2 separate regions of the Homo sapiens genome follow, and region 1 is linked to region 2. Evidence: chromatin contacts called from ENCODE Hi-C or POLR2A ChIA-PET data. All regions are on one chromosome and are shown on one strand. The core of a region is the stretch at or near the end of the contact, and the rest is flanking DNA. Distances in the headings are between cores, read along the strand shown. Region 1 holds the start of LARP4 (La ribonucleoprotein 4). Region 2 holds the start of SMARCD1 (SWI/SNF related BAF chromatin remodeling complex subunit D1).

Evidence for each region. Hi-C counts contacts between places; a loop is a spot of excess contacts on that map. ChIA-PET counts read pairs that join two places held with the same protein, here RNA polymerase II (POLR2A). Pooled maps may share reads with other maps.
Region 1: a map of CD8-positive, alpha-beta T cell shows a loop between it and region 2 (14-fold over the local background). The contact joins the promoter of LARP4 here to the promoter of SMARCD1 in region 2. A Hi-C loop is called at or near these places in 15 of 168 maps with a recorded cell type or tissue (CD4-positive, alpha-beta T cell, CD4-positive, alpha-beta memory T cell, CD8-positive, alpha-beta T cell and 10 more), 23 of 37 single-sample maps with no recorded cell type and 28 of 50 pooled maps. POLR2A ChIA-PET finds 5 or more read pairs at or near these places in 3 of 52 experiments (A673, Caco-2 and OCI-LY7).

What each region holds. Positions count from the first base shown.
Region 1 is chr12:50,399,418-50,402,558 of GRCh38, forward strand. It overlaps LARP4 (La ribonucleoprotein 4), which reads left to right and starts at 1,468. Exons shown (of 16, transcript NM_052879.5): 1 at 1,468-1,611. The coding sequence starts at 1,594.
Region 2 is chr12:50,083,705-50,086,898 of GRCh38, forward strand. It overlaps SMARCD1 (SWI/SNF related BAF chromatin remodeling complex subunit D1), which reads left to right and starts at 1,638. Exons shown (of 13, transcript NM_003076.5): 1 at 1,638-1,842; 2 at 2,457-2,644; 3 at 2,917-2,959; 4 at 3,052-3,174. The coding sequence starts at 1,666. RefSeq lists enhancers at 131-863, 1,221-1,480, 2,330-3,061 and a silencer at 1,551-1,990.

The sequences.
Region 1 (3,141 bases), core at 218-2,717, 320 kb after region 2:
TTATTTTTTAGAGACAGAGTCACACTCTGTCACCCAGGCTTGAGTGCAGTGGCGTGATCTTGGCTCACTGCAACCTCTGCCTCCCAGGTTCTAGCAATTCTCCTGCCTCAGCCTCCCACGTAGCTGGGACTACAGGCACACACTGCCATGCCTGGCTAATTTTTTGTATTTTACTAGAGATGGCATTTCACCATGTTGCCCAGGCTGGTCTTGAACTCCTGAGCTAAGGCAATCCACCCGCCTCGGCCTCCCAAAGTGCTAGAATTACAGGCGTGAGCCACGGTGTCCGGCCAATTTTTATTCGTTACTATTATTATTACTATATTTGAGACAGAGTCTCACTCTGTCACCCAGGCTGGAGTGCAGTGGCGCGATGTTGGCTCACTATTAACTCCACCTCCTGGGTTTAAGCGATTCGCCTGCCTCAGCCTCCCGAGTAGCTGGGATTACAGGTGTGCACCACCACACTTGGCTAATTTTTGTATTTTTAGTAGAGATGGGGTTTTACCATGTTGGCCAGGCTGGTCTTGAACTCCCGACCGCAAGTGATCCGCCCGCCTCAGCTTTCCAAATTGCTGGGATTATAGGCGTGAGCCACCCTTCCCAGCCAAGACATGATTATTTCAAAAGATGAGTGTTTGAACTAGGACATACAAGTGGGAGCGATCTATCCTACTACATATTGCTAAAGACAATAAGGAATTTGGACCATCTAACAAAAATTATAGATAATTTTAAAAATTTTGTTTTTATTGTATTTCGTTTGAATTAATGACAGAACGTCAAAGAAGACACTGTCCAGATTAAGTGTTATTACTGGTATATTAAGCGGTGACATGGGTAATTAATTCAAATGAGCCTGGGGCAAAGTTCTTTAAAGGGAAACCCGACCTCCTAGAGGGCTTCTTCAACTGTAAAATGGGGATGATAATAATAGTGTTTATTGCATAGAATTGTTTTAAGATCAATTAACATAAAATGCTTAGTATAGTGCCAAACACAATGTAAGCATTTAATATACATTAGCTGCTATTAACATATTTGCTAGTATCATAGTTTTTTGTTTTTTTTTTCTTGTCTACTTTTCTTCTGTGAGCCACCACTTTTCGGCAGGGTTGGTTTGTTCAGTACACTTCGCCAAGGTCGGCTTTAAAAATCAAATCTAGATTGTGAACTATGAAAACTGCGGAATTATCAGTGCTGTGTAGCTATCTGACAAGTGATAAAATGTGTCATTACGATTTTTACACATCCCCGTGCCACAGAATGGCGTCTCCTTCTAATCGTTCCCCCCGACAGATGATAGTACATCCCACACTGCTGCTGGAAAAGATAGTGCAAAAGTTGAGCGCGCCGAGGGCTCTCTTTTCTCCCGGAAACAATTTTTCCCTAGACCCGGAAGCAGTTGTTGTTTCAAGGGAGGTGGGACTGGGCGGGTCAGGCCGCAGCGGCTGACGGCAGGGGAGGAGCCGGGTCCACTGCCGGGTGGAGGGGCAAGGCGAGTGTGTGTCCTTATCCTAGCAATTGGGGCGCGGGCCTGTGAGCCAGTTGGAGTTGCGGCGGCGGGAACGATTGGGCTGAGCAGAGGACGACATGTTGCTTTTCGTGGAGGTGAGTGCATTATGCTAGTCTCGTCCTGCTCTTAGGAGAGCAGGAGTGTAGAGGCGCCGGCCGGTCCCACCGCCATGTGACTTTCCGGGCCGTACACGCCGCGGAACCGGCAGATAGGCTGACACAGCACCTGGGCCGAGCAGGCCTGCAGCTTCCCTCTGCGCGCTCACAACACTCTAGGAAGCTATGGGAGGTGAGGCCCGTAGTGGAGAAGAATTGAAGGAGAAAAACGGAGGGCTGTTCTGGTGTGGCGGTGAGGTTCAGAGGAAGGGGAAAGTGTCCCATATGGACCTCCTAAAGGAGGCAGCATTGGGGGGTTGGGGGGCGGAGTCTGAGGGAGGAGAGGGTAATCAGGTGGGCGCGTTCCGGGGGCCGAGCGCGGCCTCGCGGGGCCCCTCTGGGAGGGAGGCGAGCAACATGTGGGGCCACGGATGGAGAAAGGTGAAATGCGGTAAGTATTTTGAAAAGAAAATTGAAAAGTTCTTTTGAGCAACTTCCACCAAATTCTGCCCGGGCCCCGTCCCTAGGTCTCTGGAACGTTCTGTGGGTGAAAGCGAGTTACTTTGAATCGAGGAGAAGCCAGTAGGGTTTGGAAGCCTTGAAAGGCACCGCTTTGACCTTTTGTAAAAGTTACTCAAGCAGCAGCTGCGTGATGAAGGGTTGGTTCTATGAACCGATTAAAAGCCCTTTACAAGGAAAATTCCAAGAATGAGGGAAACTTATTCCGGGAAAAGCCGTTTTTTGTAATGTTATTTGAACAATGAGACACTTTTATTACTTAAACTAGAACGTCTGCTGTTGGCCTATTTTAGTTTTCAAGATAGAGTTGGATACCTGCCTTACAGAAATACGAAATTTAATTTCCCTTAATTCTGTCCTCTTGTGTGCAGTGAGCGTCAGCTGACTGCCTGGCTAATGCTTTGAGTAGATTCCAGATCATATTGTTCTTACATTGTGAAAACGTCAAACCAGCAAAGCTGCAACTTCGCAACTTGGCATTTGTTAACTATGCCCATAAGAAGAATCTTTTCAATGAGGGAAGGAATTTACGGGTTGTATAATGAATCTAGGAGCCGGGGCCAGCCTATGGCAGATTTTTTTTTCCGGGTTGTGGGAAAATCTTACTCCGTAATATTCCAGCATAAAGTAAATAAATGATTTTACGGTTTTTTTTTCTCTTTAAACTAACTGATATTGTGTCGCCGATAAGCTTGATATCTTTAAATTAGTTTTTTAAAAGACTGCTACATTAGAGTGTATCTAACATTCATAATAAACATTCATTGGAACATTCCGGGGAAATCATGAAAAGACTTAAAATTACTGAACTCATTCTGTTTACTGTTTTCTGTCCTCATTGTTGTTTTCCTTAGGCAGAATAAGAAATCAGATAAGATTTTAAGCCAGTGCCAGCCAGTTTTTTTAAGGAATGTTATGCTATGTAAATACCACAGGTTTTAAGTGTGTGTTTTGCTGGGCAGAAGAAAGATTGTGAAGTTTATATTGACAGGAACTCCACAATATACTTTT
Region 2 (3,194 bases), core at 388-2,887:
ATGAGTAAGGAGAAGGTTTGAGTAGGGACACTGTGGTCCCCCTGGGATGGGACAGGCTGACCATTATATCAGGAATAGTTTGAACCACTGGGCAGGGAAAGAGGGAGAAGTCAAAGGCAACAAAGTTCCAAAACAGAATCCCCAATACAAAGGATGCTTTAGAGAGAGAGAGCAGAGTCAAAATTCAAGATAAACTGGAACTTATCATAAAATCTGGAAGCAGGCTGGCACGGTGGCTCATGCCCGTAATCCCAACACTTTGGGAGGCTGAGACAGGTGGATCACTTGCGGCCAGGAGTTCGAGATCAGCCTATGCAACATAGTGAAACCCCCATCCCTATTTTTTTTTTCTTTTTTGAGATGGAGTCTCGCTCTGTCGCCCAGGCTGGAGTGCAGTGGCGCGATCTCGGCTCACTGCAAGCTCCGCCTCCCGGGTTCACACCATTCCCCTGCCTCAGCCTCCCGAGTAGCTGGGACTACAGGCGCCCGCCACCACGCCCGGCTAATTTTTTTGTGTTTTTAGTAGAGACGGGGTTTCACCGTGTTAGCCAGGATGGTCTCGATCTCCTGACCTCATGATCCACCCGCCTGGGCCTCCCAAGTGCTGGGATTACAGGCATGAGCCACCGTGCCCAGCCCCCCATCCCTATTTTTTAATATTTAAAAAAAAAAAAATCTGAGGCCAGGCACAATGGCTCACACCTGTAATCCCAGCATTTTGGGAGGCTGAGGAGCACAGATCGCTTGAGCTCAGGAGTTCGAGACCAACCTGGGCAACATGGCGAAACCCCATCCCTACCAAAAATACAAAACAGTCTGGCATGGTGGTGCATGCCTGTGGTCCCAGCTACTTGGTAGGCTGAGTTGGGAGGATCACTTGAGCCTGGGAGGCGGAGGTTGCAGTGAGCTGAGATGGTGCCACTGCACTCCAGCTTGGGCGAGAGAGAGACAGACCTCATCTAAAAAAAAATAAAAAATAAAAAATAATAATCCGGAAGCAGGTTAGGTCAGAGAGAAAGTTAGGATGAAGTTCCCACGTGAGGTACTTATTGAGGCACTTTATCTGTGGAATGAGTCCCGGGCTATGAGCAAGGGTATCTGGAATCTTGGCTTCGGCTTTATGGCTAACTTGCTGGTTGACCTTTGCCAAGTCATTCACCTGTGAGTTCAGCTTTCCCATTTGTAAAATGGAATAAACTGTGTTTCCCTCCTCAGCCCCTGATAGTTATAGCAGTAAGAAAACGAAACGAAAAGCAGTCAAAGCGTTTTGGAAAGTTAACGCCATGCGCCAAGATGAAGCTATTACTCCAAGCCCCTCTTCATCAGAGGGCTCGAGTTGGGGTTGAGACTGGGGCTGAGGCTGTGGTCCGTCCCCCTTTCCAGGTCCTTGTCTTCCTCCCGTCGGCCTGGGGGCGCCCGCTCACGCGGCCTCTCTATTGCAGAGCTCTTCTCTATGGTTTTCCCTCCCGGACCGTGAAGGCGGGAGGGCGTGGCCAGCACGCCTTTTCCGCTAGTCGCCCCGCTCTATCCCATAGTCTCGCTGCCCTGAGCCTCCCGTGCCGGCCGGCCGGCCGGGGGAACAGGCGGGCGCTCGGGGGGCGCTCGGGGGGCGGGGGGAGTTCCGGTTCCGGTTCTTTGTGCGGCTGCATCGGCGGCTCCGGGAAGATGGCGGCCCGGGCGGGTTTCCAGTCTGTGGCTCCAAGCGGCGGCGCCGGAGCCTCAGGAGGGGCGGGCGCGGCTGCTGCCTTGGGCCCGGGCGGAACTCCGGGGCCTCCTGTGCGAATGGGCCCGGCTCCGGGTCAAGGGCTGTACCGCTCCCCGATGCCCGGAGCGGCCTATCCGGTGAGTGGGGCAGGAGGAGGGGCGCGCGGGCCGGGGGCGGGGCCGAGCGGGGACATGGGAGTGACAGGGGTGGGGGGAGAAGTAGGAGGGACTCCCTTGGGAGGGGTTCGGGCTCTGGGTGGGGGTTGGGGGAGGCAGTGCGCAGAAAGAGAGGGGGAGGCAGTTACACACCTGCTCCTAGGGGCATTGTTTCCCTGGGGAGTCGGTAGAGAACCTGGGTGGGTGAAGTGGGTCCAGGGATACCTGTATGAGGGCCGGAGTGCAAAGGGGCTTGAGCAGCTCCAGTGATCAGAGGAACACAGAACGTGTAGCTGACAAATTGAGGTCAGCTTCTAAAGAGATAGTAGCTAGCAGAGTAAATGTGGAACTGGCGATGTCCGATGTGTCCCATCCAAAATAGACTGAGAATTTGAGTATAATCTGGCTCTCGCTTAGCTTTTGGACTCTGTTTTTCTATGGAGTCACTACTGGAGCAAAGGGTTCTCCTCTCATTGTCCTCCATTCCATCCCTAAACCTTACTTCATTCAAAGATCTCAGGCGTTCCCTGCTTTTCTTTCTTGATGGGGTTTAGCAGGTGAAACCATGACATCTCTGGGTCCTCTCCCCTCTGTAGAGACCAGGTATGTTGCCAGGCAGCCGAATGACACCTCAGGGACCTTCCATGGGACCCCCTGGCTATGGGGGGAACCCTTCAGTCCGACCTGGCCTGGCCCAGTCAGGGATGGATCAGTCCCGCAAGAGACCTGCCCCTCAGCAGATCCAGCAGGTCCAGCAGCAGGCGGTCCAAAATCGAAACCACAAGTAAGATGATCCTGGGGCAGAGGGAGGGAGGGAGGGAGCCTGGGAGGACACAGGTGGTGGGAGTACCTGAACCAAGAAGTGGTGGTGCTGTGTCAGCAGATGGTGCTACAGAACTCATCCTTGAGAATGCTTGGTGGTGGTGGTGGTGGTGGTAGTTCTTTGAGAGAAGCTTTGCAGTCCCTTCACATTACTATAAATGGACGTGCTGACAGCTTATTTTCACGTTCTGACTAGTTCTGTCCCAACCTGATAATAGTATTTATTCCCAACAGTGCAAAGAAAAAGAAGATGGCTGACAAAATTCTACCTCAAAGGGTGAGTCCAGGCTATATGTCTTCTGGAAAGTGTGGTGAGTTTGAGTATAGAGATGATCATCCTAGATTTCAATTAATTTTTCTGTTCCTAAGATTCGTGAACTGGTACCAGAATCCCAGGCCTATATGGATCTCTTGGCTTTTGAAAGGAAACTGGACCAGACTATCATGAGGAAACGGCTAGATATCCAAGAGGCCTTGAAACGTCCCATCAAGGTAACACAGGAAAGTACTAG